Linked DNA regions of Homo sapiens: all the other regions are linked to region 2. The links are chromatin loops, found by intact Hi-C in ENCODE. Cell type or tissue: PC-9. All regions are shown on one strand.

Region 1 (8,000 bases), 140 kb before region 2:
ACGATCTCGGCTCACTGCAACCTCCACCTCCCGGGTTCAAGCAATTCTCGTGCCTCAGCCTCCCAAGTAGCTGAGATTACAGGCACCCACCACCATGCCTGGCTAATTTTTTGTATTTTTAGTGGAGACAGAGTTTCGCCATGTTAGCCAGGCTGGTCTCAAACTCCCGACCTCAGGTGATCTGCCTGCCTCGGCCTCCCAAAGTGTTGGGATTACAGGCGTGAGCCACCTCACCCAGCTAGATCTTGTTTTCAATGTAAAATTCTAAATAGTGGGACGGCTGAAGTCTGTGACTAGCCCCATAAGTATTTTCAGTTGTTGCTGGTGACGATTATTTTTGATTAACTACTAGGATTTGGGGGAAAAAATATCTCCTAGAACCACCACTATGCCACTTTCCTGCCTGTCCCCATTGAAACACTTGAAGTGATGCCTAAGTCGCTGGTACTTTCTGATACTACCTCCTAGAAGGTCTTTGAGTCTTCCCTAAAGAGAGAAAAGAGTCAAGGGGTAGTGCCCTTTCATTTTTATTTTCCTTTAAAATTTTGGGCTTAGCCTTGATCTCAATGAAAGAAACTATAAATTACAATATCATTTAATATGCTTTGTAAGAAAGCTATTATGTCAAGTACTTCAAATTTTCAAAGTATTCACCATTACTTTGTTATCCTCCACTGCACTCCAGCCTGGGCGACAGAGTGAGACCCTGTCTCAAAAAACAAAATACAATAAAACAGAATAAAATAAATAAGAAGAAGGGGTGAGGAATATGTACAGTCTGGTGATATCAGGATTAAAGGAAACGGATTGGTGAAGAAAACCTTCATTACAACTTATCAGGCTTGTGATTTTTTTTCTTTCAACATCTTATTTTTTAGTTTCCGAAATACAAATCAAAATACATTTTTGTTACATATCATTTTAACAAGCTTAACATTCTTTTCAATACAAGATGACTCAATATAGGTATTTTTAAAAAGCCATGCATTTTATTTTAGAGTAAACAGCTCATCACAAAAATACGTGGGTACATGGGCTATTGTTGTTTACTATTTCAGAGCACACCCTCCAACTTAACATTTGGTCCACTAAAATATGTAAATGTCCGTCTGGGCACGGTGGCTCACTCCTGTAATCCCAGCACTTTGGGAGACCAAGGCAGGTGGATCACCTGAAGTCAGGAGTTCAAGACCAGACTGGCCAACATGGTGAAACCCCGTCTCTACTAAAAATACAAAAGAGAATTAGCCAGGCATGGTGGCACACGCCTGTAGTCCCAGCTACCCAGGAGGATGAGGCAGGAGAATCACTTGAACCCAGGAGGCAGAGGTTGCAGTGAGCTGAGATCATGCCGTTGCACTCCAGCCTGGATGACAAGAGTGAAACTCTGTCTGAAAAAAAAAAAAAAAAAAGAAAAAGAAATGTTCCTCCTATCACAAAAATAAATTAAATCTCATGGCTGAACAAAACAGAAATGTGGCTGGGCATGGTGGCTCACATCTGTAATTCCAGCACTTTGGGAGGCCGAGGCTGGCAGATCACCAGGTCAGGAGTTCAAGACCAGCCTGACCAACGTGGTGAAAAACCCTCTCTACTAAAAATACAAAAATTAGCCAGGCGTGGTGGCATGTGCCTATAATTCCAGCTACTCAAGAAGCTGAGCAAGATAATTGCTTGAACCCGGGAGGCAGAGGTTGCAGTGAGCCGAGATTGCACCACTGCCCTCCTGCCTGGGTGACAGAGCGAGACTCCGTCTCAAAAAAAAAAAAAAAAAAAAAACAAACAAACAACAACAACAACAATTTTTAGGCTGGGCGCGGTGGCTCATACCTGTAATCCCAGCACTTTGGAAGGCCGAGGCGGGCGGATCACCTGAGGTCAGGAGTTCGAGACCAGCCTGACCAATGTGATGAAACCCCGTCTCTTCTAAAAATACAAAAATTAGCCAGGCGTGGTGGCATGCGTCTGTTATCCTGACTACTCAGGAGGCTGAGACAGGAGAATTGCTTGAACCCAGGAGGCAGAAGTTGCAATGAGCCGAGATCGTGCCATTGCACTCTAGCCTGGGCAACAAAAGTGAAAATCCATCTCAAAAACAAAACAAAACAAAACAAAAACAAACAAACAAACAAAAAACCAGAAATGTTGGCATAGGCCTGAGGAAGCTTGAAAAACAAGTTAGGATGTTTTAACTATATGGAGGCACATTACAGAATCCACATAGAAACATCTGGTAGAACAACTGGCTTATTTCTATTGGAGTGGTTCTGTTTCAGAAAGGGATATAAGGTACATGGGAGGGTGCTGAAAACTCACAACAGCCACAGAATTAGTTATTCAAAATTGACCAGAATTCAATATACAAGAATATATGACAGCAGTAGAACAATCTCAACAGTTATTTGATGCCTGGAAAGCAAAGCTGTAAGCTTAGAACAAGTAACTCAGCAGGAACAACGGTCAACATGTTTATACGACTTTGAAGGTGAGAAAACTTTATCATTCATAGATGATGTATTGTGCACAAGTACATTAGTTTCCAGGACACTGGGAACAACAACACAACATAAAAAGTAAGAATAGGGCCGGGCACGGTGGCTCATGCCTGTAATCCCAGCACTTTGGGAGGCCAAGGCGGCCGGATCACTTGAGGTCAGGAGTTTGAGACCAGCCTGGCCAAGATGGTGAAAGCCCGTCTCTACTGAAAATACAAAAAGTAGCCGGGCATGGTGGCACATGCCTGTAATCCCAGCTACTCAGAGGGCTGAGGCAGGAGAATTGCTTGAACCCGGGAGGCAGAGGTTGCAGTGAGCCAAGATCACACCATTGCACTCCAGCCTGGGTGATGGAGCGAGACTCCGTCTCAAAAAAAAAAAAAAAAAGGTAAGAATAAATCCAAGCTGTTTAACCTTCCACCATTCACTTGAGTATTAAACGTAGGCAACCTCTGGCCGCTTGCAGGGGTGTCTTTTCTTCTTTATTCTCAATGTGAATACTTGCTCCTTGGGACACTTGCTCCTTCTTCCACTCTCTCCTCATCACAGGCTAAGTGTAGAGGAGTGTTACCCTCAGTGTCTTGGATGTTCGTGGATGTTCTGTAGTATAGAAGGATAGGAATCATCTTCAAGTTACCCTTGGCTGCTGCCCGGTGCATTGCTGTAGCCTCACAATGGTCCTCAGCATGTGGATCAACCCCGCCTTCTAGTAACTTGACAACAATCTCATTCCTGTTTTTGGAAGCTGTATAATGTAGGGGAGTACAGCCATTTTGACTGACAGCATTTACTTGAGCACATTTTCCCAGAAGGGCTTTTACAATCTCATCCCGCCCAGCGGAAGCCACAGTATGAAGAGGAGACCAACCTGTATCGCCTTTGTCACTCACTGGCACTCCAAGTTGCAACAAAAATTCAACAATTTCTGCATGTCTGGCTGAGCATGCCCAGTGCAATGCAGTTCTGCTGTTCTAGTCAGTTCTACTAGACAGGAATTTATCGGCCAGAATACTCTCCTTCAACTCTTCCAGCTTCCTCTGTAGGCCAGGTTGCAGACCATTAGGTTAGACACACCTGTAAATCCCAGCTACTCGGGAGACTGAATCGCTTGAACCTTGAACCTGGGAGGCGGAGGTTGCAGTCAGCCGAGATTGTGCCATTGCACTCCATCCTGGACAACAAGAGCAAAACTCCATCTCAAAAAAAAAAAAAAAGAAAAAAAAAAAGAACACCTCCATTTTGCTTTCCCAGGAACTTGTGATATTATTTTTTATATGTGTGTGTGTGTGTGTGTGTGTGTGTGTGTGTGTGTTTTATTTATTTATTTTTAGAGATGAGGGCTCACTATGTTACCCAGGCTGGTCTAGAACTCCTGAGCTCAAGTGATCCTACCACTTCAGCCTCCCAAAGTGCTATGGGATTATAGTCATGAGCCACAGCACCTGGCCAATATATGTGTTTTCATCCATGGTTCGTGACTCATAACTCCCATAGCCCATGTCACAGTAAACAGAATCTCTCTCTTTGACCTTCTCTTGCCCTTCTTTCACCTGCCTGATGCAGGATTCTAATCTAATTGTGACTCATAAAACTCTCCATTCCAGAGGAAGTTCTGCCTCATTACCTGGAGGTAAGAATGCTGCACTGAAGAGCCAAGAAGAATCTGAACAGACAGGACTTGCTGGGTTTAGATCATTCCCTTTTTGTCCAATCACATTTCAACATGGTTGTCCATGCTTCAGTCATGCCTGTCCAAGAAGTCTTCATAAAAGGCCCAAGAGGACAGGGTTCAGGGAGTTTTGGAGACCTGAACACATGGAGGCTGACAGGAAGGTGAATAAGAACTCATTCAACAGCCAGGCGCCGTGGCTCATGCCTGTAATCCCAGCACTTTCGGAGGCCCAGGCGGGTGGATCACCTGAGGTGGGGGTTCGAGACCAGCCTGACCAACATGGAGAAACCCCGCCTCTACTAAAAATACAAAATTAGCTGGGCGTGGTGGCGGGCGCCTGTAAATCCCAGCTACTTGGGAGACTGAGGCAGGAGAATCGCTTGAACCTGGGAGGCGGAGGTTGCAGTGAGCCGAGATTGTGACATTGCACTCCATCCTGGACAACAAGAGCAAAACTCCATCTCAAAAAAAAAAAAGAAAAAAAAAAGAACTCATTCAACCAACTCCTCGGGCACAGAAGTTCCTGGGCTCGGGACCCTTCCAGACCTCTCACTATGTATCTATGTATCTCTCTCTCTTCATCTGTTTATTCATACTTTTAAAAATATCCTTTATAATAAGCCAGTAAACGTAAGTGTTTCCTTGAGTTGTGTGAGCCACTTTAGCAAATTAATCAAACCCAAAGAGGAGTTTGTGGGAACCCCAACCTGAAGCCTGTTGGTCAGAAATTCCCGAGGCATAGACTTGTGAATGGTGAGAAGGGGCGGGGCAGACTTGCGGGACTGAGCCCTCAACCTGTGGTTTCTGAGGCTATGCAGGATGATAACGTCAGAATTGAATTAAACTGGAAGACACTCAGCTGGTGTCCTCTGCTTGGTGTGTGAGGGGACATCTCCACATGTCTGGTGACAGAAGTCTTTTGTGTTGATTGTTGTAGTGAGACATTAGAGAAAAAAAGTTTTTTTTGTTTTTGTTTTTTGCTTGTTTGTTTTCTAACACAAGGCTCTGTCTCTTATTATATATAATAAGAAACACCGAAACTTCTACTGAGACGTTCCCTCTGCCCTCCGGGCTTAAGTGATCCTCCCACATCAGCCTCCCAAGTAGTTGGGATTACAGGCACACGCCACCATGCCCGGTCTTTTTTGTTTTGTTTTGTTTTTGAAGACAGGGTCTCACTCTGTGGCCTAGGCTGGAGTGCAGTGGCATGATCGTGGTTCACTGTAGCCTCAACCTCCTGGGCTCAAGCCATCCTCCTGCCTCAGCACCCCTGCCCTCAACCCCCAGTAGCTGGGACTACAGGTGTGCACTACCACACCCAGCTAATTTTGGTATTTTGTCTAGAGACAGGGTTTTGCCACATTGTCCAGGCTGGTCTCAAACTCCTGGTCTCAAGCTGCCTGGCCCAGGGTGCTTCTAATATGAACACAGCTCAAAACTTAGTTTTGGGACAAGGTGGTGCTGTGATAAACTCAGCTGGCAAACTCCCAGGGAGCAGAAAGCAAAGGAGATGCTCCTTGGCTGAACTCCCTCATTCCAGAATAAGTAAAAGGCAAAAGATCCTCTGGAGTTCTTCAACGGGAACTTCGTGATTTTCCTGCCTTCTCGAATTTTGAATTAACTGTTGAATCTGTTAGACTCACTGAAGTAGATATTGAAAGGAAAATCTACTGAAAGTGAACTAAGTATGGCCGGGCACGGCAACTCACGCCTGTAATCCCAGCACTTTGGGAGGCCGAGGTGGGCGGATCACCTGAGGTAAGGAGTTCAAGACCAGCCTGACCAACATGGAGAAACACTGTCTCTACCAAAAATACAAAAAATTAGCCGGGCATGGTGGCACATGCCTGTAATCCCAGCTACTCAGGAGGCTGAGGCAGGAGAATTGCTTAAACCCAGGAAGCGGAGGTTGCGGTGAGCCAAGATCACGCCATTGTACTCCAGCCTGGGCAACAAGAGCGGAACCCCATCTCAAAAAAATTAAAAAAAATAAAGTGAACTAAGTAGGCCAGGCGCAGTGGCTCACGCCTATAATCTCAGCACTTTGGGAGTCCGAGGCAGGTGGATCACTGGAGGCCAGGAGTTCGAGACCAGCCTGGCCAACATAGCGAAGCCCTGGCTCTACTAAAAATACAAAAAAGTTAGCCAGGTGTGGTGGCAGGCGCTTGTAATCCTAGCTACTCTGGAGGCTGAGGTACAAGAATTGCTTGAATCCGGGAGTTGGAGGTTGCAGTGAACCGAGATTGCAGCACTGCACTCCACCTTGGGCAACAGAGTGAAACCCTGTTTCAAAAAAAAAGAAAGTGAACCTAGTGATGTTCCAAGTTTCAAAAGCAGAGTCAGGGCATGCATTTCTATAAGTATATGGGAATTTAGATTAATCAGATCTAAGTCTGATAAAATAGAGGTACGCAATCTCTATCTGATCTCTCAGTTGTGTTTGTAGACAGTGAGGAATCATTAGGAATGGATGTACACGCTGAGGCATAATTACTAAATATGCCTGCGGGACACCTATTTTCCAACTTTGGCTGCTTTCCTTGCAGTGCCCTTGGTTCTTATAGGGCCTGGAAGGTGTTGGATTGTACGGAGATTAAAGGATTTATTCAAGATAGTTGTTTAAGTGCTCTGCTGGCGTGAACTGAGATGTGAGTTCCCCAGGGCAATCCTGTCGGCTAATTAGTGGGAATTGAGGTTTCAGGGCTTCCCAGGGAACTCTGAATAGTGTGTGGATCTAGGTGGATTTTGAGGCTCCCCAGGGCTCCCATGGCCCTACCTTGGCTTCTCCTTGCCCCTCCTCTTCAAACGGGATTTCGTCTCTATGGATTACAGTCTTGATTTTTGGTTAAAATCAGAAGATTGCTCTTTAGCTTCTACTCTCTCCTGAAAGCTCACTAAAGTACAGTAAAAAGTGTTATTAAAAAAGACTTAAAGTCTGGGCGCGGTGGCTCGTATCTGTAATCCCGGCACTTTGGGAGGCTGAGGCAGGCGGATGCCTTGAGCCCAGGAGTTTGAAACTAGCCTAGGCAACATGACGAAACCCTGCCTCTACAAAAAAATACAAAAAATGAGTTGGGTGTGGTATTGCAGGTGGGAAGATCATCTGAGCCCGGAGAGGTGGAGGCTGCTGTCAGTCAAGATCATGCCACTGCTCTCCAGCCTGGATGACAGAAAAACCCTGTCTCAAAAAAAAAAAAAAAAGTACTTAAACACTAAAGAAAATTGGAAAAGAGACAACAGCCCACAAAGTTGCTTAAATTGGAAAGCAAATGGGAAAATGATGACAAAATTAGCAGACGGGAGAAAGCTTAGTCCTAAAAGGGAAGTGAGGAAAGCTGATAAGCAACCTCATCTAAGCTGCGGAAAGACCCCAAAGACAAGGAACTGGCGGCACCATGTGCCTTTGGACATGGGGACGTGAGAGTAAAACATGGACGCTGGTTGAAAATCTGTTGAAAACGCAGTGGAACTTCAGGAATTTCTTCCCCTGCCACAGGTAATTAGGCAGCTTTCCCTCCTCCACTCTGGCTAGAGGTTTATTCTCCAAAAATAGTGAATAAAAAGACCTCTGGATTGAGGCCCTCATGAAGGTACACCTGACATTTGATGGTCATGTAGAGAAATGTTTTCTTCCGTGTCATACTGTTAGACTTGGGAAGGGCCATGTGTGTTCTCAAAAGCCTACCTAGTATCCCATAAAGAGGTTTTTGCTATGCCATAGTGATTCACTTCTCTGTTCTCTTTGCTACTATTGTTGACACCAAACTGAGAATTCTGTTTCGGTCATATTAAGCCTGACATTCAAACAGGGATGTTAAGTGGGAGTTATATAA
Region 2 (8,000 bases):
CAGAGTAAGACTCCGTCTCAGAAAAAAAAAAAAAAAGAAATGGTCACATCTTATGGGTTGTGGAAAGATCCTAGTCTCACTTTTTCCTGTATCTGGCAATACAGCAGGTTTTTGTTCTCTTTTGGTTCTCTTTTCACTTTGATTTTGATTAGGGACACTGTGTTTGTTGGGGTAAAAGGCTATGCATGTGAGGGGAGCTGGGATGAAGTCGCAATAAGCATGACCACATTCAGCTTAGAACCTTCTTTATTAAGGAAGGTCTTTCAGGCACTTTCATTAACAGGCACATATAAGCTTAGCAAGAGCACCTTTCAAAGTCACAGTTCCAATGGTTTTTGTAAGGTCAACCAGAGGCAGAGAACACAATCATGGTGGCTTACCGTCAAAATCATGACAAGTTGTCAACCTAATGCCTTCTGTCAAACATAACCACCACCCACTCTGCTTCTGTCCTGTGAGGAATGACGGGAAGTAGGGAGTCAAGACTTGATATTAATGTAGATCGCATGTGACACTTGCGTGGCCAGCAGACAAGGCCCCCCACCCATGCCCAGGCTTGGACAAAATGGTGGCTATGTTTTCTGTGCCAAACCTCCTCATCTCTGCCATGTCTAGCCTAGACCTTGAAGTGTCTGATCCTCCCCGGACATGGAGGAACCACTGGCCCAGCAGCAGCACCAACACTAGGCTGCACCACTGTGCGTGTTTTCCGGGGGTGCGACACTTCTCCTGAGGGTGACCCCAATGAGACCACACCCATGAAGGTGTGGCGCAGGTCGTAGTGCGCCCGGTGCAACTGGTGTCCTGGAGGAGCTGCCAGTAACACATGGGAGTCTGGGGGTGAGCCAGCTGGAGGGAGTCCAGGTGCGCCAAGTGGAGGGGACGGAGGTGCATCTGGGTCCACCACGGGTGTGGGGACTGCTTCATTGGCACCTTCTGGTTGGGGCTGTGAGCTCACGGGCTGGAAAAAGGACCATTTCCTTCAGTTAGTTTGCTTCCTCCTCCCAGGCAAGACAACCCACAGGCCCAGGTGGCACTGGCACCCAATTTCCTCACATTATACATTTTTATTTGCAAAGAGTCTAGCAAGAAAGGACCTACCCAAGTACAAGGGATTGTCATCAAGGTTACAAGGAGGGGTGACTGGCCTATGTTGGCCCCGGCCTCACTAGGATTGTCTTTGTGATGGTGGACTTACACGCATATGTCCAATGAGTAAAAGCACCCCACCTATGGCTCACCCTTGCCCAGCAGTGCCACCCTCTTTGTCATCTGAAGCTGCAGCCACTGGGAGCTAACAGGTAGATCTGGCCACCTGGTCTCTGCAACTCAGAAAACCACTCCCACCTCCCACAAATAAAAAGGTGGCTTTGTCAACTACACAGTAAGATGGTTCTTCCCTGTAGTCACTAGTTCGTGGGAGGGAAAGGCATAGCTAAAATATCCTTCCATTTGTTGATGATTCCGCATACCCCAGTGTTATTTCATACTGTGAGATTCAGAAGCACAGGAGAGCAAATGTCCTGTCATCACTACTGCACTGCATAAATGTGAAGGGGTCATTGTATTCTGAAGGTGTAGGCAAGAATATTCACGGAGCTGTTACCTGTGTTTGGAACACCATGCAGGTCACTGCAACCTCTGCCCCACCAAGCTTCTCACTGAGTGTTGCCTTACAAAAGCCATATTGCTGCCCACAGAGAAAGAGGATTTATTTTAACTAATTTCAAAAATGGATCCCCCCCAATTTCATTGACGCGCCAACCTTAAATTAGTTTGAAAAACCATTTTTCTTAAAGTTATAGTTTCTGCTTGTGGGAGGTATATGATTCTATATATAACATGGAAATACAGAAATACTTTGAGAGTGAGAGAGATTACCCATAATCCCTTTCTGGTGGTGGCCTAGAAAGAAGGACTGTTAACATTGATGCATTTCTTTCTTATTTTAAAATACTATTAAATATGATTTAAAAATTGAGATCATTGTGACTATACGATGTTGTATCCTGTGTGTTTTCACTTGCCATAATAGCATTTTCTCATATCATTCATTATTCCTTGAAAACACAATTTTTAGTGTCTGCACAATTTTCTATTTACTGATGTGCATGGATTATTCAATGACACCTTCCTGTTGGACATACAGATCTCTCTTTTTTGGTCTCTTTATATCCATAATAAATCATTTTTATAGATATATTCTGTCAAATGTCACTGATGAATTCTTTTTCTTTTTCTTTTTTTCTTGAGACAGAGTCTCGTTCTGTTGCCCAGGCTGGAGTGCAGTGGCACGATCTTAGTTTACTGCAACATCTGCCTCCTGGGTTCACACCATTCTCCTGCCTCAGCCTCCCGAGTAGCTGGGACTACAGGCGCTCACCACCAAGCCTGGCTAATTTTTTTGTATTTTTAGTAGAGACGGGGTTTCACCATGTTAGCCAGGATGGTCTCGATCTCCTGACCTCCCGATCCACCCGTCTTGGCCTCCCAAAGTGCTGGAATTACAGGCATGAGCCATCATGCCTGGCCACTGATGACTTCTTTAGACTAAAATCCTAGAAGTGTACATTATTGGCTCAAGGACTTGAAAGCTTTTGTATCAGAGTTATATGTCTAGAAAATGTGCACTTCACATTCCCAGTGGGTGGGCGTGACTTGGCTTCATTAGCAAATAGCCTCTCTCTTTCTCCTAACTTCATGTGCTTCCAGTGGGTGAGATGATTTGATGACAGCTCTTAAAGGGATGAGGTGACACCCTAAAAGAAGGCTTGCCGTGATCCACAGGGAGAGGGGATTTGCACTGTTATTCTCTGTCTGCAGCCCCAAGATACAAACTATCCAAGGATGTTCTGTTCCACAAACAGCTCTGTCCGAGTGGTAACACCCCAAGGTCCCGGCCCACTCACCTTTTCTGCCAGCAGGTTACACTTGGCTGCCTCTGTGGCCTCTTTAGCAACACAGTCAGTGCCAGACACTGTAAACTCCACATAGGTAGAAGGTGGGAGGGGCTGAGAAGAGTACATGAAAATGCTCTTGAGGAAAGATGACTTACAATGAAAAGGGCAGAGAAGGAGAGCGGGAAGTAGCCTCCTTCGGGGAGCACCATTCATGCAGACCATGCGTCGGCCCAGAAGACATGTCCCTCAATGGCTTACATAGGGCAGTTGCTATGGGGTTGTGTTCTCAAGTGCTTGTGCTTTAGAGGTAGGGGTTGTGTCTTCCTTGTAGGAGGGGCAAGTATCCATCACCGGTCCTTCAGGGTGGAGGTGAGTTTGCAGATAGGAAACCGGAATCAGAAGGCCAGCATTAGACTGATAGGAGTGGGAACCCTGCCTCCCCCCAGCCCTCACTCTTGGGCTGCACTTGATACCCAAGGTTCAGGTTATTCCAAAATAGGGTGGGAAAGTGAAGAGATTAATACCTCTTCCACCTGTTTCATAGAGCAGGCTCAAATGAAAAGATTTAGATGAAAGTATGGAAGATATCACTTGAGCTTTTCTTTTTTAAAGTAGTTGGAGCATATGGACACAATAAAATATCTGTTATTTGGTGTAGTCTGGGGTGGGGATGTTCTGAGAATCACATATTCTGATTAATAGAATTGCCGTCTATACTAGCGTATTTCCAAGTATGGCCATGGCTGATATCCAGAATACATTTTCTTAAACATTTGAATTCTGTTGAATTCCAATGTGCTAAACCACCCACAGTACAATGAGATGTTTTCTCCAGTGACTCGAAAGGCATTTTAAGATCTTGCCATTATAAGCTTGTCAGCACAAGTGAGTATTAATTACGAGTCTGTGGCAGATGTTCAGCGGAGATGGGTGGTACTGGAGCCCAGCAAATTTACAGTGAGTGCTTCTGGCCGACGTGGGCAACTCTACCAGCTGACACTGAGCTTTGGTTTTAGCTGGAACGGAGGGAGTGGGGATGTACCTGCCGGCAGCTGTGGCTGCTGGACGTTACAGTGGCTCAGCATGGGGGAGGCGCTGAGGGTGTTGGGGTCCTCATGACACTCAGGAGCCTCATACCCCCTTAGGATGCTTTCTTCCCTTTCCAAACAACCCTCTCCTTGCTTTCTCATCGCTGCCCCTGCGCCTGTTCTTCCCTGCCTCCCGCTCCACCACGTACAGTACATTCCCGAAGTGCCACCGAACTGCCCAACCTGTCAAAAGAATCTCAGTCTTTACCACAAGCTGAGCCCGGGAAATTTCCTCCAGCTGAAAATTGGAGCCGTTGTTCTGAGCGTTGAAGGCGGCCAGGGCAGCTTTCGCGGCGTGCACCACCCTGGTGTCGTTCAGCGGGGCCAGCAGGGGGCAGTCTTGGCACACCTTGCGCACGTCCTCGGCTGAGTCTGCTCGGAGAGAGGAAACCAGGATGTGGGCAGCCATTCTCCCTGGCATGGCCCCAGCTCTGCTGCGTTAGCAAGGGCTAAGGCATTCCCCAGATAGCTTCAGGCACTTTCTCTGCTTCTTACTAAACCTTCAAAAGGCTTTTGCTATGCTGACATTTCTGCAGGAGCTCTTATCATCACGAGGCAATTTTCACTTCCAGTAAGAATAACTTCTTATTTTTTTGAGACAGGGTCTCACTCTGTGTCACTCAGGCTGGAGTGCAGTGGTGCGATCTCGGCCCACTGCCACCTCTGCCTCCCAGGTTCAAGCGATTCTCCTGCCTCAGCCTCCCTAGTAGCTGGGATTACAGGCGAGCACCACCACATTTTTGTATTTTTAGTAGAGATGGGGGTTTCACTATGTTGGCCAGGCTGGTCTCGAACTTCTGACTTCAGGTGATCCACCTGCCTCGGGTGGGTGGATTACAGGCGTGAGCCACCGCACCAGGCCAAGAGTAGCTTCTTAAAACACAATTTTAAAAATCCCAGAACCCAGGAAATTTGGCTTCTCCTTTTCCTCACCGACAAAGCTGCTAGAACTACTTAAGTTGAAAATTATTCAGATCCCTTCCCCACTTTCTCTACAAGGAAAAAATGAGAATAAGAATAGTCATCTGTACCTGGACTGGAATCACATTTTGCGTATACCACGGAAAACTTGCCATCTAGTTTCAACAGCTGGAAATCACAGTCTCCTTCGACAGCCTGGAGAAAGAAACCCACGTGAGGATGGCTGCCCTTCCCCTTCGCACCCCGGGCAGGCTCCCTCCAGGCACGGCTGTCAAAGGTGACCCTTGCAAAATCGCCTTTGCTGGGTAATACTGAAACATGGCACTCTCTGCTTTCAGGGATACAACGATATAGTTAAACGCTTGTAAAAATCAGCCCCAGGGCAAGTGGCATCAAATGGCAATTTTATTTATGATGATGATTATTATTATTATTATTTCGAGATAGAGATTCACTGTTGTTGCCCAGGCTGGAGTGCAATGGCAGGATCTTGGCTCACTGCAACCTCCACCTCCCGGGTTCAAGCGATTCTCCTGCCTCAGCCTCCCGAGGAGCTGGGATTTACAGGTGCCCGTCACCACGTCCAGCTAATTTTTGTATTTTTAGTAGAGATGGGGTTTCACCATACTGGCCAGGCTGGTCTTGAACTCCTGACCTCAGGCGATCCACTTGCCTCAGCCTCCCAAAGTGCTGAGATTATAGGCATGAGCCACTGCGCTCGGCCACAAATGGCAATTTTAGAAACTGCACCCTGGCTAGCCAAGAAGGCAGGCTGAGACGCTGGGTGAATCGGTGGAGCTGGCCGAAGGGCCACCTACAGTCATCCTAAGAAGGGTACTCACATGCTCCTTCAGCTGCCTCACGCTGCATCTTGCCACAGGGGTGGGGTCCAGCACATGGCAGGTGGTTTCCAGGGTGTCTATTTCAATCTCAAACAGCTCTCCGGAGGGCTGCTGTGGAGACAAAGAGTGAAGCCGTGAGCAACCTATTCCCCTGATCCTGTGGTGCGGTCCACGGTATGCGCCCTCATTGGGCTTGAGAGCACCCCGCTTTTGGAGAGGTGAGGGAAATGTCATTCTTACTGTCAGTCTGCAACTCCGTCTAGCTCTGAACTGGCCTGTGGGCAGGACAATGACCAGGGCTTGTCTGGTCTTCGTCTGTTGATTAAGGAAGCACCAGATGATGCTCGCAAAGCAGACGGGGTCCTGGGCTTGAACAAGTCGATGGAGCCACAGCCCTCACTCTGAGCTCTATTTGAAAACTACAAATGGGTGTTAACACTTATTTGTATTTATTATTTATTTAATTTTTTAAGATTTCACTCTTCAAGCAGTGCTTTGGAAAATGCAAGTTTGGATTTTTCTCAGACAAGCTGCAAAATAAGGTGGTGTAGGGTAATATCTTACTGTCTTTTTTTAATCTCCTCTATCCCTCCCTCTCCTTCTTTCTTTCTTCCTTTTCATTATTTGCTTTCCTTCCTTCCTCCGTTTTCTTTTCCCTCCTAGAGGTTTTTGCTGCTGTTGTCCTTGGTTTTTCCTTTGTCTTGGCTTGTGCAGCAGGTGCCGGCATGCAACGATGCTGCTCTCTACTTCCCCCTGCTGGCGATAATGGGGAAGGGCATGTCTCCCTCTGACAGGAAACTGGATGTCACTAGTGTAGACACGAGGGAGCTTGCAACAATCCTTGGAGATATTCTTGTGAGTTCACCTGTTTCTGTATCTTGTCTTCGAAGCCTGAAAAATCCAGAAGGTACAAGTATGCCTTTTCTCCTCTCAGCCCAGCTCTGTTTGCCTCTCATTGGTTCTGCCTGATTCACTAGTACCTGAAGCCTCAGCATCCCCTCCCCTGGGAGAAGCTCCGCATTTTATGATGTCCAGGTGTGCCCAGAGTGACTGCCTGAAAGCGTTCACAGCTCTGGCGAACAGGAACCGGGTACACCTGGGTTTCTCAAGGGAACCAACTCTGAAGCTCTGCCTTTAGTAAAAGTCACAATGCCCATTCATGATTACCTTTTCCCTCAGATGTGCGTGTTGCGTGTTCATTTCCCCTGACTTGATCAGCGTTTCCTCCTAACCACCACTGTGCTTTAATATGGCTGCAGCACTCTTAAAATCCATCCGGAGCAATCCTGATTTCAAATATTTTGTCTCTTTGTGAGACGGATGGCAGTCGTCAGTCGGTCCAGGCTTCCTGTTGTTGACCTTATTTTCCAACCTAGATTGTAAGCTCTTGTGGGCACATATTGTGCCTTTTTCACCACTGTATTAGGTTGAACCATTAAAACGGCCAATATTTGGTTGCTTTTGATATAGAAAAATGGCAGTTTTATATGGTTCAACCTAATATCTCTGGTTCTTGTCCAAGGAAGGCTTGTAATACATATTTGCTGAAAGAATTGTCCTTAATCAGAAATAAATCTAATTTCAAAACAGGCAGTAGGCAGACAGCTTCTTTCCACCTCTCCAAATCTCTTGACTGATCCCCGAGGCATATTTCCAGCTTGATTTTTCTTGTCACTGGCTTCAAGCTGCGTTGGTTTCCTGTCTAGTGTGTGAGGAGGTGAATTGTGTTTATGCCAAGACTTCTCTCTGGGATGTGGGTAACTCTCTTTGGGAGGCAGTTTGTGTAGAAGAAGGAACACAGATATGGAATCAAATCCCAGCCTGAAGACTTAGTAATTATATGATTTTGGACCAAAAAAAAAAAGACAAAAACAAAAAACAAAAAAACTGCACACACACACACAACAGAGCCTTGGTCTCCTCTTGGGTAAGACAAGAACAATATATGTACCACACAGCACCAGGAGGCAGGACCGGGAAAGAGTAAATGAGATAATCTATGTGAATGGGCCTGGCATATAGTAGGCATCTGCCAGATGCTAGTTTTATTCATTCTCAGTCTTTGTTAGAGAGAAACCAAACCAAAGACAGATACGTGATTTTCAGCCAGTGGTAACTTGGCAACTAGGAGCTGGTCTCTTGGGTCCTAGTTTTTCCAGCAAGTTACACTTTCTGTCTGTGATCTGCACACTACCATTTGAAGCACTTTTTCTCCTGCACACCACCTCACACCCCACCCAGCTCCCTCC
Region 3 (8,000 bases), 77 kb after region 2:
ACTGACTCAATTTTTGGATCCTATTCTCATGACTAAGCAAATGTTTGACTGAAACCAGCCCATATAAATGTCACTGTGCCTCTAACTCTCTGTAGCCATTCCTGAATTTCTTTCAGCACTGGGAAAACCAGTCTATGCACCAAAAATGTCTAAAACTGGAACCAAGGTAAGTAGTCATATTGATTTTTAGCCTACCCGCTTTTCACCTAATGATGCATTCAACACACAGAAAAGCTTTTGCTTCTTTGCCTAGAGGTGAGTATGATAGTGGTTAGAGAACTGGGATTGAGAGAGAAGATTAAGAAATGCTTATTATATTTTCCACCCTTAACAGAATTACCGAACACTTTATTAAGGGTTTATCTTTATGTATGGTGCTATGTTAAATACTATACAGGTAATTTATAAATATCATTATTATTTCTGCCTTCTAGCAACTAATATTCTATGCAACTGATATTCTCCATAGGAATAAGGCATGCTAATGGGGATTATATTGAGCAGAAAACTTTTAATAATCAATTAAAATTTTGTTTTCTGAAATTTAGCCTCAACCATTTGTGTTCTAAAAGGCCAAAGTGGATGGGCCAATCAGGTGAATAAAGTCCTACATCTCTCTTCCATTCAAGCAATTATTTTTACTCGTTCCTCAAATAAAGTGCTCCCTTACAGTCAGAAAATTGCCTCTAAAATATTTAACTCACAATTACTGGATTGGAAATTATTCTTTCAGGTAGGGCTTTGGGAATGAGGGAATATGCTTTCATTTTCTTTTTTGCGCTTCCACTGATGAGACAAAACTGCTGCCTGATTTTTACCCCCAGCTATTTGAAAATTTTCAAACCCATTGAATCCTCAAAGAATGGCAAAGAAATGTTGAATGAATATTTGTATATCTTTCACTTATATTCTCCAGTTGTTGACATTTTGCCATATTTGGTCTCTCCTATTTCCATCTCTCTTTATTAAACCATTTGAAAATTAGTAGCAGATTTTATTATACTTTTGCCTTAAGTATTTAGGCATGTATCTCCTAAAAACAAGGGCATTTCCCTGTATAAACACTGTATCACTAGCATGTCCCCAAGAGTTATCATAAATATAATAGCTAATATTGAGACCATATTCAAATCTCCCCTGATTGTCCCCAGAAAAGTGCTTCATGGTGGACTTTTCCCCTAATACAGGATCCAGTGAAAAACATGTATTGTAATTGGTTGTCATGTCTCTTTATTCTCTTTAGTTTTTTTTAGCCTCTCTAAAAATGTCCCTCTACCCTTTTTGTTGTTGTTCTTGAGACATTTTTCAAAGCCTAGGTTAGATGTCTTTTAGAAAGTCTTGCAATCTAGATTTGTCTAATTGTTTCCTCATGTTTAGATTCAGAATAAATATATTTGGCAAGAAAGCTACATAGGCAATGTTGTGTACTTCCTGTTGCATCAGGTCAGAAGGTACCTGTTAACTTGTTCTGTAATTTATTAGTGCTTGATTTTTTTTTCATTGGAAAATAGAACTAATAATCATGCTTGTCATTCAGGAGGTTTGGGGAGAAAAATTAGTGTCTTCAGTGCTCTGAGGTTCTTGAAAATATACCATGCAAATCCCACTAAAAAAGAATTTTTGGTCCTTAGAGGAGGGATATCCATGTATCTTGAGGTAAAGCTGTTCTACAACCATCTTAGATGAAAACATCTGCTTTTAAAGATTTGCAGAGTAGTAATAGTGTACTCTTTTTTATTTATAGATGAGTCGTTCATTTAGTTAAATAACTTTTGCTTGCTAGGGTAAAGGAGATAGTAAATTATTTCTTACTTTTTCTCATTGCTTCTTCCTTTCCCACTATCTTGATAGCAGTTTAATCAGAGGAGTTATGGGCTTGGCAAAAGGAATAGATTTTACTAAGTATGTTTTCATTACTTCTGGGATACTCAAGATATTTTTCTCTCTGCTGCATTGGATTAGTAGGCCATTTTTCCAAAAATAAACCTGATAATGATAGGAATTTTGTAATAATTTCTAGGAAAACTTTCTGCACATTTCTTTAGCCTTCTCTACAAAATATTTTGCCCAAAGGTCAAAACCTCTAGGCTGACAATAGCATGGATTTCATGGTTATTCTACAAAAAGAAATTGAGCACAGCTAGGTGCAACATTCTCTGGCTCTGAGATATAGAAGGTCTCCCACTGAAAGGAGAGCTTAGTCTTGGAGCTCAGTAATGATTCCATAGCAACAGGATGAGGGCTTTGTTTCAACTTTTGGATGGTTGGCTGGTCTCCTGGGAGGGTGGACATCAGGTGACCGTATCAGGCATCATGTATCTTTTTACTTAGCAGATATTGATAATTAGTCACGCAAATGTGCAGAAGGCAGTAAATGTGAGAAACTATGAAGTGAAATAGATGGTATTATTAACTTCATTTCCCATAGGATATCTTTTGCAAAGGCTCTTTTTAGTGACTTGTTTGGTCAAAAACCAAAGGCAAATAGAACATATGAATTAAGGAGTTTAGAATCTATCCATTCTTAGAGAAGTTATTTGACTTTCCTAAAGATCTCTCCACAGGTCATGAGGAAGAGCCCCTGAGGCTTAGGCCCAGCCTTGGTCATTGTCCAAGAGAGTAAGTGCTGCCATGTTAAACGAAGCTAACTGGGCAGGCAGAAAGACAGCAAAGGAAAATAAAGTGAACAATAGTTTACTCACCAGGAGTTTTGCACTGCAGCCCACCAGCTTGTCTGCAACTAACTTGTAACTAGGTAGTGACATTAGGCCAATCACTTAACTTCTTCATCTGTAAAAACTGTAGCAAAAGCTTATTGCTAATCATGAGTCAGCTATTCAACTAAGTACTTTATCAACATCCCCTTGGACCCTCAGAGCATACCGTCTGCAAGAGACACTATCATCCTGTTTTGCCAATGAAGAGCTGTAGAGAAAGGTTCATTGCCCTGTCCAAGGTCACGTAGCAAGAAAGCAGTAGTATTGAGACTTTTCTTTTTTTTCTTCATCCGTAAACTGAGGTACCATATATCTAAATCTGTACTGTGCTAAGATGGGAAGGGAACTGAAACACATAAAGAAATTTGGGCAGGGGATAAAGGAGAGGAAGTAGATGATTTAGGGGTGGGAAGGAAAAGGGACCCTTTTAGGGAACAGGAAAGAGAATAATTGAGATAAATGGGAAGGGAAGGGAAAGATTAAGGTGGAGGGAAACAATTATTAGTATATTAGTATCTAGATAGAAAGAACTACCCAGGATAGAGGAGAATGAGATTTTATAGCTTTTTATGAGTCATTCTTCGTTTCTTCCTCTCATTCCCTCCATCTAATTAGTCACCAAATCCTGAAGTTCTTTACTGTTTTCTCATCATCATTCACATTGGAGTTGCCTTTTGGTTGGCCCTCATCATCTCTCACCTGGCCCACAGCAGCCATCCGTTTCTAGGCACACACTACTAAGTCCAACTCACTCATAATCACCAAAGGGATTCCAGCATGATTCTGGTGTCATTTTTCTGGCTTTATTTTCTAGTACTTCACCACATATTCAATATGTACTGGACTTAATGAACTACTTATTGTCCCTATAATGGGCCATGTTCTTTCACTTTATTCTTTTAAACATGTTTGTTCCTTTTCATTTGCCTCTGGAAAACACCTACTTATCCTTCAATGCTCAGCTCAAAGATCCTCTCAAGACAGTATCCGGCTCTGCTCCTTTCATCTGAAATGACTCACATAGTTTTCGCCCGTGAAATCCATAAAGTAAATCAGCCACAAGGTGGCGGCATAATGCCAGGTAATTAACGGTTCGAAGCATGACACCTGTGGTTTCAGTTTATAACCTAGCATTGATCTGAAATTCCATCTTAAAAAAAAAAAAGATGAAAAGATTGTGGAATTATTGAATAACAAGGGACAAGCTCTGTAGCTCATTTGTAGTTTTCATCGTGGTTTTCAGGAACTGCTTGGTGAATCCTTGGGAGTTCCTAGGAACTCTGTCTCCTGTTTCAGCCAGAAAAGCTCTGAGAGTTGTTTTAAAGCCAGAACTTCCAGTCTGCTGTAGTCTTCAAATAGGAAGCTGAAGCTCAGAGAGGTGGCTGGATGAAGATAGTAAGGCTAATTGTAGAGAGGGAGCTCTGTAGTCCAGACTTACTGTTTCTGCTTTCACAGGGCTGCATATTTTTCAGTGCCATCAGAGACTTACCCCAGGCATTGTGGTAGAAACTTGATAAGCGTTGGAGGCAAAGAGGATTCTTATCATTTTGTTACTTTGCAACTACTCTGTTGGCAATAAACTAATAATAAAGAACATGATATGATACATTTTCATGTATGAAAGCTCTACATCTATCTAAAATAAGCTCTGTAAAGCTAAGGTTCATGCTTTATTTTTCTCTATGTATCCTCCATATCACCTAGGAGTCATCTTCATGAAACAATTATTGAAGTCAAGTGATGGGCACAGAGGATTGATAGCTCAAATAAGGCTTGGTACTTGCCCTTGGAAAAAGTATGCTAGGATTCTGGTGGGAGGGGTAGACATATAAATGGATAATTTATAATATGATGTAAGTACAGAGAGCTGTGGGAACATAAAGGAAGGAAAATGAACTTGAGTCTGAGACTGCTCACTTCTATTAGAGCCCTCTTCTGTTTTGCTTCATGTTCAGCCTTCAGGAAGAACTCATTTCTGTTGTTGACAACTGAAGTTGTCTGTCAGAAAGCAATGTTGTAAGGTGACGTACAGCTACATATTTTTCCTCAAAATTGAGGTGAAAGGAATTTCTAAAGTAGGCATTATGTTCTTAATTTTTATCTGTGAATTAAGCCACCCAGCTCCTCAGCTCTTTCTCTGTTGGCCCTCTACTTCAGATTACTTTCTATGAAGACAAAAATTTTCAAGGCCGTCGCTATGACTGTGATTGCGACTGTGCAGATTTCCACACATACCTAAGTCGCTGCAACTCCATTAAAGTGGAAGGAGGCACCTGGGCTGTTTATGAAAGGCCCAACTTTGCTGGGTACATGTACATCTTACCACAGGGAGAGTACCCTGAATACCAGCGTTGGATGGGCCTCAACGACCGCCTCAGCTCCTGCAGAGCTGTTCATCTGGTGAGTCTGGGGACTGTGTACTCCCTCTGTTTCCCACGCCCTCTGTCCGCTTTCTCTTGCTTTTAGGTGAACATTTTCTTGAGTCTTCTCTACCTCTTAATGAGTAGCTGCTTGTTGGCTGCTGAGGCTTGAGTAACATCTTAGAGCAGCTCATCACTAGAATGACTACACTAATTTCCAGGGTGCTGTCTCTGCCTCTTGAGTGTTTTGAAGAATTAATTTTTTCTTATTGAAAGTTAGCTGTTTTAGTCAGTACATGGTGAGATGGGAGTTCAGATCATCTAGCTTTCAAGGTGATAAGTTCTGAGCAATACTGTTCTCTAAGTTCTTGACCTGCTGGTGATTTCCATAATGGTTTCTGTTCATTTTCTCCTGTGTCTTTTCAGCCTAGTGGAGGCCAGTATAAGATTCAGATCTTTGAGAAAGGGGATTTTAGTGGTCAGATGTATGAAACCACCGAAGATTGCCCTTCCATCATGGAGCAATTTCACATGCGAGAGATCCACTCCTGTAAGGTGCTGGAGGGTGTCTGGATTTTCTATGAGCTACCCAACTACCGTGGCAGGCAGTACCTCCTGGACAAGAAGGAGTACCGGAAGCCCATCGATTGGGGTGCAGCCTCCCCAGCTGTCCAGTCTTTCCGCCGCATTGTGGAGTAATGACATGAATGGGGCCATATTCTTCCTGGGGCCCAAATGCTGGCTGGCCTTGTGGTCCAAATAGGCATCATCAATAAAACAGTTGGCATGCATCCCACTGCTGACTATAATGCCTCTCCTTAAATGCTTCTAGGGACCAGCAATACAGTGCTCGCCACAGTGGGCAGTCACACAAAGCTACCCATCTGCCAGATCACCAATCTAGATCTTTGTGCCAAACAAAATGAGATCTCATTAAAAGGTTAGAAAGTCATACTGACATGTGGTGGTTCCTTTAGCTTATGTTTTGCATTAATTCAACAGGCACAGTAATAATTGCTACCATTTATTGAGTGCCTACATTATTTCATTTTCTCCTTACAACCCTGTGAGAGGTAGTTTTTCGGTATTTTATAAATAAGGAAACTGAGAGAAATTTAAAATGTGCCCAAATTCACCAGTTGGTGGATGGAGGAGCCAGGATTCAGTCCAGGCTACTTCTGCTCCCAAAGTCATTGTTCTGCTTTCTAACACATACATTCAACACATTGGCTGGAGATCTGTGCATATAGTGTCTGTAGAAGCCCCTGAAAATTTTTAAAGGTAGAAAAGACGGGGTCCTCTGATGTTCCAGTTGAGGGGACAGAGTGTCTATCAAGAACAGCCAGTGAAAATAGGGTTATTATTTGAAAATGGTGGAGCCATAAGCCATCTGAAGTCCTTGTTTAAGATCTAAAGCCTGCTATGTTAGTTACTTCTCAATCCTAAGTTTAGATTTTTTGTGTAAAGAAAGGACATATTAAAAGTGTCCCTACATTATAATAGTTGAAATGGAGTTTTATCAAGTTTTACTTGCTTTGAGTAACCCCTGAGATTTTATTTAATCTTGAAGAGAAGAATGAAGAAGGAAACAGTATGGCCAGGAGTATTTAGTGAACATACAAGTGAACCTGGGGATATGCAGAATGCACCCATCTGTAAATGAGATAGCAAAGCCCCTGTCATCTAGGAGCCTTCCCCAAAAGGACAAATTAGAATTGCTAAATTTCCCTTGTGTATACTCTATAGTGCACAGTGCATACTCACCCCAAAATATGTTTATTCATGTTGTTATCTTCCCCTCCCTTTTGTCATTTTGTCTGTTTCAAGTGAGAGACTGAAAAAAGTGGGTGTAAGTAAGGGAGGGAAACCTGACAAATGGAGAAGGAATGGGAGGCCATTTGCTGAGCTGCAAAGAGCTCTGGCCTGTGAGCTGACTGCAGCCATCAGCTCTGGATCTTGCCACCATACCATGAAGCTACCTTTCCTTATCTCCAAAACAAGGGAGTTGAGCCAAATGCTCTCTGGAGTCTCATCCAACACAAACATTCTAATTCCCCAGACACCAGCAGGAGGACATTAAAAAACTAGCTGATGACCAAGGACTACTGACACTTACTTTTAGAGGCATAATTTCTGGAAGTGACCTCAGAAATCCACTGATTTTTTGCCAAAGAAATAGGCTGTGATAAGTAAGTTAGTATCAGTCTCTTTTCTCATATCAACTGCTTGCCATGTTCTTTGGTGAGTTGGTCACAGTCTGTTCAACTAGAAAAGCAGTTCTGGCAGCAGGGTAGGAAAACAAGAAGTGTCAGGATGACTAACCACAGTTTCAGAGAAGTAGAAGATGGCTTTTGACAGATAAAAGCAGGATTATTATTTTGGAGTGTTGCATGCCTCCTGGTTCATGCCTTGGTCCAGAAAGAGATTGCTATCATTTTCTCCAGTTGCAGACACACCAATCAACTTTCTGCTTAAAAGGAATTTGACTAACAATTGATATTAGAGGTCAAAAACACTTTATATCCTTATCTATCAGTCAGTCCCAGCTCTTTTGGTAGAACATTCAGCTGTTAGGACAAGAAGCTGGTGTCTTACCTGTCACCCACACCCAGAACAGCACCTGATAATTCAGTTATCTCCCCCTACCTTTTATTGTTTTATCGCTCTGAAATGGGGGATCTCAATAAAATAAAGCAAGGGCACCCTTAAACCATTTTAACCCTATTTCCATCACAAGAATTTCTCTAAGACAAGTCTCTGAATATTCCCATATATGGAGCTCACTGTCTATTGGGATAGAAAAATAAACATAAGTATGTCCCAAATGTTACATGGGACATACTTACACTAAGAAATTGTCATTTGTCTGAAATTCAAATTTAACTGTATCCTATATTTTTATTTGCTAAATCTGACAACCCTA

What was found. Hi-C counts contacts between places; a loop is a spot of excess contacts. Peaks named below come from ENCODE experiments on the same cell type or tissue, not always from the same donor. Only the 100,000 strongest peaks of a DNase experiment are listed, where the experiment ranks them.
Region 1: a loop joins it to region 2, with 6 times the contacts of the local background. A loop is called at or near these places in 48 of 110 quality-filtered maps.
Region 3: it touches region 2 in a loop (6-fold over the local background); 13 of 110 quality-filtered maps call a loop at or near these places.

What each region holds. Positions count from the first base shown.
Region 1 is chr3:186,756,680-186,764,679 of GRCh38, reverse strand. It overlaps the pseudogene PSMD10P2. Among named protein-coding and RNA genes, the nearest start is that of EIF4A2, 23 kb to the left of the region's middle. In PC-9, no CTCF peak of the experiment used is centred here; a DNase peak (open chromatin) is centred at 4,089; H3K27ac peaks cover 2,347 bases.
Region 2 is chr3:186,613,547-186,621,546 of GRCh38, reverse strand. It overlaps AHSG (alpha 2-HS glycoprotein), which reads right to left. Exons shown (of 7, transcript NM_001622.4): 2 at 5,752-5,862; 3 at 5,020-5,104; 4 at 4,197-4,360; 5 at 2,910-3,011; 6 at 1,607-1,690; 7 at 229-961. The coding sequence ends at 617. Among named protein-coding and RNA genes, the nearest start is that of AHSG, 4.5 kb to the right of the region's middle. In PC-9, CTCF peaks have their summits at 4,112, 4,316 (motif pointing right), 6,317 and 6,521 (motif pointing left); DNase peaks (open chromatin) are centred at 4,426 and 6,506; H3K4me3 peaks cover 602 bases; H3K27ac peaks cover 372 bases.
Region 3 is chr3:186,536,472-186,544,471 of GRCh38, reverse strand. CRYGS (crystallin gamma S) reads left to right here and starts at 92. Exons shown (of 3, transcript NM_017541.4): 1 at 92-166; 2 at 4,875-5,117; 3 at 5,504-6,029. The coding sequence starts at 146. The coding sequence ends at 5,776. In PC-9, a CTCF peak has its summit at 3,795 (motif pointing right); a DNase peak (open chromatin) is centred at 3,771.